2 separate regions of the Mus musculus genome follow, and region 2 is linked to region 1. The links are chromatin loops, found by intact Hi-C in ENCODE. Cell type or tissue: heart. All regions are shown on one strand. Links, peaks and the distances in the headings refer to the core of each region. The heading gives the core; the rest is flanking DNA.

The links. A loop is a pair of places that touch in the nucleus more often than their neighbours do. Peaks named below come from ENCODE experiments on the same cell type or tissue, not always from the same donor. Only the 100,000 strongest peaks of a DNase experiment are listed, where the experiment ranks them.
Region 2: it touches region 1 in a loop (2.8-fold over the local background); 1 of 42 quality-filtered maps calls a loop at or near these places.

The regions. Positions count from the first base shown.
Region 1 is chrX:94,054,962-94,060,337 of GRCm38, forward strand. No RefSeq gene overlaps it. Among named protein-coding and RNA genes, the nearest start is that of Zfx, 66 kb to the right of the region's middle. In heart, for the core only: no CTCF peak of the experiment used is centred there; no DNase peak of the experiment used is centred there; H3K27ac peaks cover 944 bases; H3K27me3 peaks cover 1,152 bases.
Region 2 is chrX:94,175,394-94,180,769 of GRCm38, forward strand. No RefSeq gene overlaps it. Among named protein-coding and RNA genes, the nearest start is that of Eif2s3x, 35 kb to the right of the region's middle. In heart, for the core only: no CTCF peak of the experiment used is centred there; a DNase peak (open chromatin) is centred at 2,488; H3K4me3 peaks cover 1,683 bases; H3K27ac peaks cover 1,316 bases; H3K27me3 peaks cover 217 bases.

The DNA of each region.
Region 1 (5,376 bases), core at 217-5,216:
CAATGGGAACACACCAGAGAAACAGAAGGAAGATCTGAGGACACTCAAGGCCATTAGACAGGCACCAAGCTCAATCAACATAAGAAATCCCAGCATGGCGATTCCTGCTTAAGGGAGGCTCTGTGTGTTTTCTCCTTTGCAGCCTACAGCCAGTGAGCCCCGCACAGCTCAAGGCTGATAAGAACAGGGAAGGTTTCCCAACCCCGCACTCCCAGCAGTGAAGACAAAATAAACTGATATGATAGCATATGTTTGTTATCCCAGTGCTTGAGATGCAGAGGCAGGAAAAGTAAGTGTGGGAAAAGCCTGCACTACACAGGAATCTCTAAGGCAGCTTGGTCTACAGAGTGATACCTTGTCTCAAAAGTCACAACGAAATGTAACTAAAAGATGAAAAGAACCCATGAAATCCTTAGGTCCAAAATATATTCCAGGGACACGTTATCTCCCACTGCTTCTTCTGCTTCGCTTCCATACGTGAGGGGAACCAAATGGCATGCAGTATACGTGGCAGCCTGTGACAAAAGATGAGACGTGAATACTAAGGCCCATAGAAGGTAAAAAGACCTTGGAATGGGTTGGAAACGAGACTCTAAGCCAGGCACAGTGGCAACTTGTTCATCAGTGAAAGAAGTCAGAGCAGGAACATAGAGGTGAGAACCGAGGCAGAAACAGCACAGGACTGCTGCATACTAGTTTGCTTTGCTTGCTTATAGAACCGAGGCCAATCAGCCCAGGGTGGTACTGCCCACAGTGGGCTGGGCCCTCCCACATCAATCACTAATTAAGAAAATGTGGGCTGGAGAGGTGGCTCAGTACTTAAGAGCACTGATCGCTCCTCTTCTAGAGATCCTGAGTTCAATTCCCAGCAACCACACAGTGGCTCACAACCATCTGTAGTGAGATCTGCTGTCCTCTTCTGGCATGCAGGTGCACATGCAGATAGTGTGCACTCATACATAAAATAAATAATAAATCTAAAATTAAAAAAAATGCTCTACAGGCCTGCCTATAGCTCAGTCTTAAAAAAACAAAAAGCATTTTCTCAACTGAGGCTCCCTCCTTTCAATGACTATAGCTTGTGTCATGTTGACATAAAACTTGCCAGCACAATAGCTCCCAGCAGTTGGGAGGCTGAGGCAAGAGGCAGAGAGAGAGAGAGAGAGAGAGAGAGAGAGAGAGAGAGGAAGATTGGATGTGCATGCTTCACCTTTTCCCTCTCTGAATTTCCACAAAATTTCGTTCCCCAAGTACAAGACAGAGAGAGAGGCTGGATATGATGGTGCATGCTTTTAGTCCCAGCAATAAGAACCAGGCAGATCTTTGTGTGTTTAAGGCTAGCCTGGTCTACACACAAAGTTCCAGGACAGCCTGAGCTGCATAGTAAGACCCTGGAAAGAGGGGGGAGGCCTACCTTCCACCGCACCAATGTCCAGTTTCTTCAGACAGTGAACTTGTCCCTTTGTGGAGACAGGAAACTTACGAGTGACGTTTGCCTAGGCTCTCGGGGCTCAGCAGATCGGGTGAGTTTTGTGACAATATGGGCTTACCAGAAACAGCTCTTAAAGTGTCAGGGCAAAAGACTTCACTTGTGGCTAGAGCTGCCAATGAAATAGTACAGGGTGGGAGCCCAGAGAACCGGGCTTCCATTGACTCTCATACAAGAGTTCTTCCCATACCCTTAGGTCAGCAAAAGTAGTTTTTGCAGACCACCTCATACCCTTGGAGAGAAGAGCAGCTCAGATAACTGTTCCAATCCATGTGCCAGTTTATCACTGTGTCAGTGGGACGAGCAGAAGACACTCCCTATTGCTGTAGACTGGAACAGCTCTCAGCGGGCATCATGGCCACAGATGAGGAGGGCCAGAACACCAACGGAGAATTCAGTCTCCACCCCTCCCCCAATGTCTTTAGGGCCATATTTTGAACACTGGTTTTTCAACCTTGGCTGCACGTTCAACCATCTGGGGAGCTTTGTAAATAATATTAGGGTCTGTGCCTGTATCCTAAAGAGTCACATTCTGGTGGCTTGATATGACTCTTGCATGGAGGGACTTTTAAAATAATCCCCCGGGAGTCTGATTGCTGTGCACCTAGATTGGAGAGCCTCTACTGTGGATTACAGACCTGGAACCCTGGTTTCCAGGCAGGATTATTCATTCATTTTAGAGCTCATTCTGATTTCCACGGCTCCCCAATTGTTTCCTACAATACTAAAAGCTCAGACAGCATTCTAGTATGGAGCCTAGAGTAAGAAACCAATCCAAACTACAAACTAAGGTAAAGCCTGGTGATACGTGCCCATAAATCCCAGCATCTAGGAGGCCAAGGAAGGAGGAGGATGTGTTCAAGGCCAGCCTGGACTACTTAATGAGAGCCTATCTCAAAACCAAAGCTGCAAACTAGACTAGACTGACGAGCAATAGTAAAGTGGTTTGGATAAGCACAAAATGAAACCCGGATCCATGCGTACTGGTTGGTTTTGTTGTTGGTTGTTGTTGTTGTTGTTGTTTTTGGGTTCTTTTCTTGTCACCATGACACAAACTGAAGTCATCTGGGAAGAGGGAGACTCAACTGGGAAAATGCCTCCATTAGATTAGCCTGTGGGTAAATCTGAGAGTCATTTTCTTCTCTTTTTAAATGTTTTTAATTTTATTTTGTGTCTGAGTATTTTGACCACATGTCTGTCTGTGCACCACCTGAATGCCTGGTGCCCTCAGAGTCCACAAGAGGTCTTACAGATGGTTGTGAGCCATCAGGAGGGTGCTGGAAATTGAACCTTAGTCCTCTAGACTCGGCTCTTAAACCCTGAGCCATCTCCTGGGGGGGGGTCATTTTCTTTATTTTATGATTGTGGGAGGGCCGGGCTCACATCCCATCCCTGGGCAAGTGGTCCTAGGTTATATTAGAAAGTTAGGCTGAGCAAGCCACAGTGAGCAAGCCAGTGAGCAGCATCCCTCCACAGCCTCTGCATCAGCGCCTCCAGGTTGTTGACCTGTTTTGAGTTCTTGTCCTAACTTCCTTTAATGATAAACAGTGATGTGGAAAGGCTTTGTTTTTGTTTTGTTTTCTCTCTCTCTCTCTCTCTTTTTTTTCCGAGACAGGGTTTCTCTGTGTAGCCCTGCCTGTCCTGGGACTCACTCTGTAGACCAGGCTGGCCTCGAACTCAGAAATCTGCCTGCCTCTGCCTCCCGAGTGCTGGGACTGCCCAGAGAGATGTGGGAATGTAAGCTGAAAAAACCCTTTCCCCTCCATGTTGCCTTTAGTCATGGCCTTTATTACAATAGGAAGCAACTAAGACACTCCCCACCTTTCAAGAGCTCAATGGGAAGACTGCACCCTCTAATTTGCTTCAATTGAATGGGATAAGTTATGATTTCTTTTTGAAAACCCAGAGAAACATGAAATGAGACCTAAAATGCTGATTCCAAGCACTGAGCAGTTCTCAGGCCCCGGCCTTGCTTCAAGTTGTCAAGAAAGGTCACTCAAGCAGGACATGATGACCTGCTCTTGTAAACCCAGCACTCCAGGAGGCAGAAAGAGAAAAGTGTTAACTATAGGCCAGCCTAGGGTACATGCTGAGACCATTGTGTCAAAACCAAACAAATGAAGCAAACAAACAGAAACATTAAAGGGCCTGGGGAATGAAGCCAGAAAGCCTGAGTTTGAGCCCCATGACCCAGGTGGAAGGAGAGAACCAACTGCTAAAAGTTGTCCTCTGAACTCCACAGGCAAACGGTGGCTGGCATGGATGTACACACACAGAGACACAGCTAGACACACGGGGGGTGGGGGTGGAGAAAAAGAGAGAGAGAGAGAGAGAGGGAGAGAGAAAGAGAGAGAGAGAGACTAGTAATGATAAATAAAATAACTTTTAAAAACAAAAAAGGCCATCTATCTGACCAGAGCCTGCAAACTTATGAATTTGGTGAGCAGATCTCTCTCCACAGCACGTACAGGGCGGGAAGTGTGGAATGTCTGCTACTTCCTGACTCTAAAGCTTAAGGCAAGAACTGCTTGTGAATTCAGACAGGCTCAGCAGGAACTCCAGGATACGAAAATAAATAAACAAATCTTTAAGCTCACGCCAGAGAGAATAAGATGAGGAGTCAAGTGGAGATGAAGGAGTTTCTGGGCGCCGCTATGGAATACTGGAATTGCATTTAGAGAGACTTTCAAAAACTTCCCTGGAAGAGTGTAAGTGAGGGGAATCCTGTAGGAAGGGTCACGTTCTTCCCCTCCCAGCATTCAGTTTCTAAAGGAGAAACATTCTTCCTGCTACAACTCCTGGGTTTCCTTTATTGTAGAGAATACACAGGAAAATCGACCAAAAAAGAGTTAAAAAAAATCTCTGCAGATTCCAATAGGAAGGAAAGGGACAGGGTGGGGGTGGGGTTGCTGCACAGATGAGATTTCTGAGGGGCCTTCAAGAGAGTAATATGGGAGGGACTTTTCAGAGATACATTATCAGTGGTATGATCCTTTAGAGAGGTGGCAGTTGAGGGAGGGGACACTGGACAAGTTAGGTGGGAATTAAAAATGTATTTCTTCTTGGGTTCTTCTCAAGACATTAAAATGAAGCTAAAAAGACCTGTGAAGAATTTTAGCCACTGACCTAGATTTCTTTGGATGGATGCCTTGCAATAAATGAAACACATAAGGTCCTGACTTATACGAATGTTCTAAAGAGTAGATGTCGCAAATAAAAAGTTGAGTTAGAATTAATTATAACTAAGATCTAGAGAAAGATGAGAGAGGCTATCTCGCCCACAAAGCAGGAATTAACTGTGGAGGACAAACCTATTAAGACAGAAATGAAAGTTTTGATTATCACAACTCTAGCTGGGGAAGAGTTTTTCTGAGTCACTTTCTTGGAGCATCAGGCAAACAGGAAACAAAGGGGATTAAGATGTGAGAGAGAGGCTGAGGGAGCAGGCAGAGACTGAGCAGTGCTAGCCCCTCACAATTGCTCCTTCCTGGAGAGCCAGAGAGATCACAAAAGGGAAAAAATAACCTTGAAGTGACATGAACAAACATACACCCATTTCCCTCCTTTGGAGTCCCTCAGGGGAGCAAGACAAATGCTGAGCCTTAGTTAAGAGTGATCTTTACTACTCTTGCATAAGACCCAGGTTTGCTTCCCAGCACCCATGTCTGATGATCCCCAACTTTTAACTCTAGCTCCAGGACATCCAATGCCCTCTTCTAGCCTCCTTGGGTACCCGTACACACACACACACACACACACACACACACACACACACACACACTCTCTCTCTCTCTCTCTCTCTCTCTCTCTTTAAAAGTCAGTCAACACACACACACAAACACACAGAATAACTCTTTAAAGGTCTAATTCAAGGAAGATATAGATTT
Region 2 (5,376 bases), core at 272-5,271, 120 kb after region 1:
TTTTCCTTCTCAATCATGTGTATGTACTATGTTAACCATCCTTCTCCTGTAAGGAATTTTCATCCAATCTATCTTTTTGTTTGTTTGTTTCTTCTGGTGCTGCAGATGGAACCCAAGCTTCATATCAGGCGAATTCTCTACCATTGAGCTTCATCCTCTCTTCTGCCCTCAACCTATCATCCTTTGTATGTATCTTCAGCCATAAATTTTGCACCGTTTTTAGAGACAGGGTTTCTCTGTGTAGCCCTGGCTGTCCTGGAATTCATTCTGCAGACTTTGAACTCAAGAGACCTGCCTGCTTCTCTGGCTTCCTGAGTGCTGGGATTAAAAATGTGTGCCACCATTGCCTAGAAAATTTTGTACTTACATTTTTATTGCAAAAATTCAAAACTCAGATGAGGGGTGCTGGGAGGACTAAGCAACACTTTCTGTCACTAAGTCATTACACAGAACAGCAAAGGGTAAGAAGGGTTTGAGGTGGGAAATATCAGAAACAGCAGCAGAGACAGACACCAAAACCCAGGAGATACTGAAGCCACAGAGACCATTGACTTCTTAGAGAACACTTGAAGCTTTGTCATGATGGCTGGCCTTCCATTGAGTCAGTACGAATATAACATCACCTTGAATTTACAGTTTTGTTTTGTTTTTGGGTGTTTTGTTTTGTTTTGTTTTGTTTTTCGAGACAGGGTTTCTCTGTGTAGCCCTGGCTGTCCTGGAACTCAACTCTGTAGACCAGGCTGGCCTCGAACTCAGAAATCTATCTGCCTCTGCCTCCCAAGTGCTGAGATTAAAGACATGTGCCACAACTTTTCTGCATGCATGGGCATTTTGCCTGCATGTATGTCTGTGTACCATGTGCATATAGTGCCGGGGGGGGGGGGGCAGAAGGTTTTGAATCCCCTGGGACTATAGTAACAGAGCGCTGTGATTGCTGGCAATGGAAACTGAGTCCTAAATCCAGTACTACTGAGGACAAAAATTCTTTTTATAAAAACTTGAAATTTTTATTAGTGTTTGAGAGATATGAATATGGAGTCCAGAGAACAGCTTTTTTCCTTTTTGTTTGTTTGTTTGTTGCTGTTTTGTGCCAGGGTTTCTCTGTATAGCCCTGGTTGTCCTGGAATTCACTCTGTAGACCAGGCTGGCCTCGAACTCAGAAATCGGCCTGTCTCTGCCTCCCAAGTGCTGGGATTGTTTTTATTTTCAAGACAGGGTTTCTCTGGGTAGCCCTGTGTAGCTCTGTGTAGCCCTGGCTGTCTTGGAACTCAATTTGTAGACCAGGCTGGCCTCGAACTCAGACATTCGCCTGCCTCTGCTTCCCAAGTGCTGGGATTAAAGGCGTGCACCACCACGGTCCAGTCAAGAGAACAACTTTTGGTAATCTGTGTTCTCCTTTCTCTATGAACCTAGGTCATCAGACTTACCTAGCAAGCATTTATAACTGTTGAGCCATCTTGCTAGCACTCAGTTTAAGTTCTTAAAATTTAGGACATGGAGGTTGGATAGCTGTGAAATTGCAAAAGTTCTGAAAAATCCATTAGAAAAACCACAGGATACAAAACAAAACAAAGAAACACAAACTAAGCCAGGTCACGAAAAAGGCTTCAGAGGTCCCTGGAGACAGATAGCGTTGATGTCCATCACCACAGTAAAACGATGTGCTTTAAAAGGCATAGGGTTAGCAGGGTATGGTGGCTCATGTCTATAATCCCAGTCGTTGGGAAGGCAAATCCAGATTTCTGTCAGTTCCCTAGAGAATTCCGACCAGCATGAAATATAGTGAGAACCTGCACTAACCAAATAAACAAAGTGAAGGTTTCAGGAGAGAAAATGAGCAATCTGGTAGGAGCAGACTCTCCTCCCTTCCACTTGAGTTTAGGTTTTTAATTTAACCAACAGGCATCTATTGCTTTGGAGATTAATTTAGCCCTTCACAGCATTTCAAATTCACTATGGCTTTGCAGCGATGAAGCTGGAATGTTTTAATACATGATAAAAAAAAAAAAACTTCATCCTAAAGCCAAATACAACAAGCATCCTTGCAAACACCATCCCCAAATTGTATTCTAAAATTACCCGTCATATGTGCTGTTGGCGAAATACTTAATTGAAAACGTAGCTCTAAAACCCTGAAAAAAAAATCAATCTTCCTTTCCAAATAGAATCAAAAGAAAATGTGTAACTTAAGGCTTATGGGACATAGTTTAGGGGAGCAAGCAAAAAAATGGAAAGAAGCCACGGAGGCGTCCCAAGCAGAGCGGCATGATGGAACACGCTCAGCGGGGCGGCTGTTTGTCCAAGGCTGGAGTGCAGAGCAGAAAAAGCAGGACTCCTCCGTGGCGGAGGAACGAGCAGGGGGACTAAAACAGGCCACTCCTCGTTCATTTTAGACGTTCCACGTGGAGGAAGAGCGTGGTGTGCAGTGGAGCCAGACCGCATCCTAATGGCTCAGCGGGTAAAACCTAGAGCACGTCAGCTCCGCTCTCAAACTGACAGAGCTGGACCCACCCCTTTTCCCAGCCTCGTCACTTCCTGTCTGCCCAGCACCCACTTGCTTGGGGCCGGAAGGAGTCAACTCTCTTTCCGCGCTCGATCACCCAGGCGTAGCGCACTACGCAGGCTCGGCGGCGCTTCGGGAAGCAGCGGGCGACTAGGGAGGAGCTGGTCTCCACCAGCCATGCGATACTCCCACGGTGGAGGCGGCGACGCGGCGCGGGTAGCGGAAGAGGAGGGGCGGGGGGACTATACAGGAAGTGAACTCGGGGGCCGAATCGGCTCTGGCTGGGTCTTCCGTGTGTCGACTGCGCACGCGCGCGCCGCGGCGCGGGCGCCCCGGGCGCCACGGCTGCCGCTGCGGAAGCTGTCTGCCTGCCTGCCCTGCCCTTTTTACAAGGATGAGGGGGAAAACAAACCCAAAACACTGGTTCCTAAACAACTAAACACTTTTATTTCAAATTTGCCTATCACAACTGTCTATTCCAGGGCCCAATATGTCCATGTCTTAGGCGTGACTTTTTGTTCAATGATTTTTTTTTTTCTGTTCAAAAAAGGAATGCCTTTTTCTCATTGATAGCATACTCTGTCTATAAAATGTATAACTATAATTTTAAGTCTGGTTGTAGTCTGGTGGAATGATTGATCTGTCTCTGCAGCAGTAACACATTTTATATTATGATTTTGGGTTTGGTGAGAAAGTCAGCCAGTAAATATGATTTCTGCCTAGCCTGACAGCCGAATTCGCTTCAGAGTCTCCTCCAACCCTAATGGAAGCCCTCGGACATTCACATGGGCTGTGAAAATGCTCTCCACACACTATAAATAAAATAAATTTAATTTTTAAAATTGAATAAGTGCCGGGAAGTGGAGGTACATGCCTTTAATCCCAGCACTTGGGAGGCAGAGGCAGGCAGATTTCTGAGTTCGAGGCCAACCTAGTTTACAGAGTGAGTTCCAGGGCAGCCAGGGATACACAGAGAAACCCTGTCTCGAAACACCAAAAAAATAAAAATAAATTGAATAAGCAATTGGATAATTGAAAAAAAGATGCTCTAAAATGTTGTATATCGGGATGGAGAGATGGCTCAGCGGTTAAGAGCCCTGGCTGCTCTTCTAGAGGTCCTGAGTTCAAGTCTCAGCAACCACATGGTGGCTCACAACCATCTGATGCTCCCTTCTGGTGTGTCTGAGAACAGCTACACTGTGCTCATAATAAATAAATAAATAAATAAATCTTTTTTTTTAATGTATGTCAGGACTGCAGATATGACTCAGCGGTTAAAAGTATTTACTGCACTTTCAGAGGACCGGAATCTGGCTTTTAACAATTCCAGAGGGCCGGGCGTGGTGGCGCACGCCTCTGATCCCAGCACTCAGGAGGCAGAGGCAGGCAGATTTCTGAGTTCGAGGCCAGCCTGGTCTACAAAGTGAGTTTCAGGACAGCCAGAACTATACAGAGCTATACACAGAAACCTGCCCCGAAAAAAAAAAAAAAAAAAAAAAAGAAAAAAAACCAGTTCCAGAGGAATACAATGCCTCTGGCTTCCTCAGCCACTCACATACTTGCATACCCAGACAATACGCATATACTCATAATTAAAAGTAAAAAAATCTTTAAAAATATATTAAACCAGATGGTGGTGGTGCACACCTTTGATCACAGCACTTGTGAGGAAGAGGCAGGTGAATCTCTGTGAGTTCAAGGCTAACCTGGTCTACAGAGAATTCCAGGGCAGCCAGGACTACATACAGAAACCCTGTCTTGAACCGCCCTCCCCCCTCCAAAAAGTGCTATTATTTTGTGAGTATTTTGTCTTCATTCATGATTGTATTGTGGACCACGTGTGTCTGGTGTCTGCTGAGGGCAAAAAAATGGTGTTGGATCGCCTGGAACGGGAATTAGTAACCAGGGCCCTTTGCAAGAGCAGTCATCACTTTTCAAGCCCCTAATATATATATATTATTTATGTATATACTCTGGAGGCAGAGGCAGGTGATTTTTGTGAGTTTGAGGCCAGACTGTTCTACATAGCAAGTTTGAGGCCACCTAGGACTATGTAGAGAGGCCCTGTCTCGAAAAAGAAACAAAACAACAAAAACAATTAGACAAATGAACAATGCTTTTATTATTTTTAATTATGTGTGTGTGTGTGTGTGTGTGTGTGTGTGTGTGTGTGTGTGTTTGAATGAGAGTGATGGTGCCCAGAGTAGCCAGAGATTGGTTCCCTCTGGAGTTTGAGCTATTGGTGTTTAGGAACCACCTGAAGACTAGTGCAGAAGGGTTTCTGCTCTCAATTGCGAGCCATCTCTCCAGCCCTGGACAAGCTCTTTAAAAATCTTACTAAGATTTAGGGGCTGGGGAGTAAGCTGGCTTAGCAGATAAAGGTGCCCTGCTGACAAGCCCCGTGACTTGAGGTCAATGTTCAAGACTCGCATGGTAGAAGGAGAGAACTGGCTCCTTTCAGTTGTCCTCTACATGTGCCGTGGCACCCATGCATGTTGGCATGCATATGTGGACATGTTCAATCACATGCACAACTGAAGTTTTTGATTGAGATCACATGATGGAATGGAATGAAAACTTTGGAGGCATGGACGTCTCTATAACAGAGTTGCCCCAAACAAAAAGAATATGGTCCACTTTCTAATTGTTTATATCCTTTGGATATTTAGCAAAAGGCTAGAGATTTACTCACATATTTATTTTTGCTCTGGGTTTTTTTTTGTTTGTTTTTGTTTTTGTTTTTTTGAGACAGGGTTTCCCTGTGTAACAGAGCTCTGGCTGTCCTGGACTCAATTTGTAGATCAGGCTGGTCTCGAACTCACAGATTTGCCTCTCCTCCCTCAGTGCAGTGCTGGGATTAAAGACATGTGCCA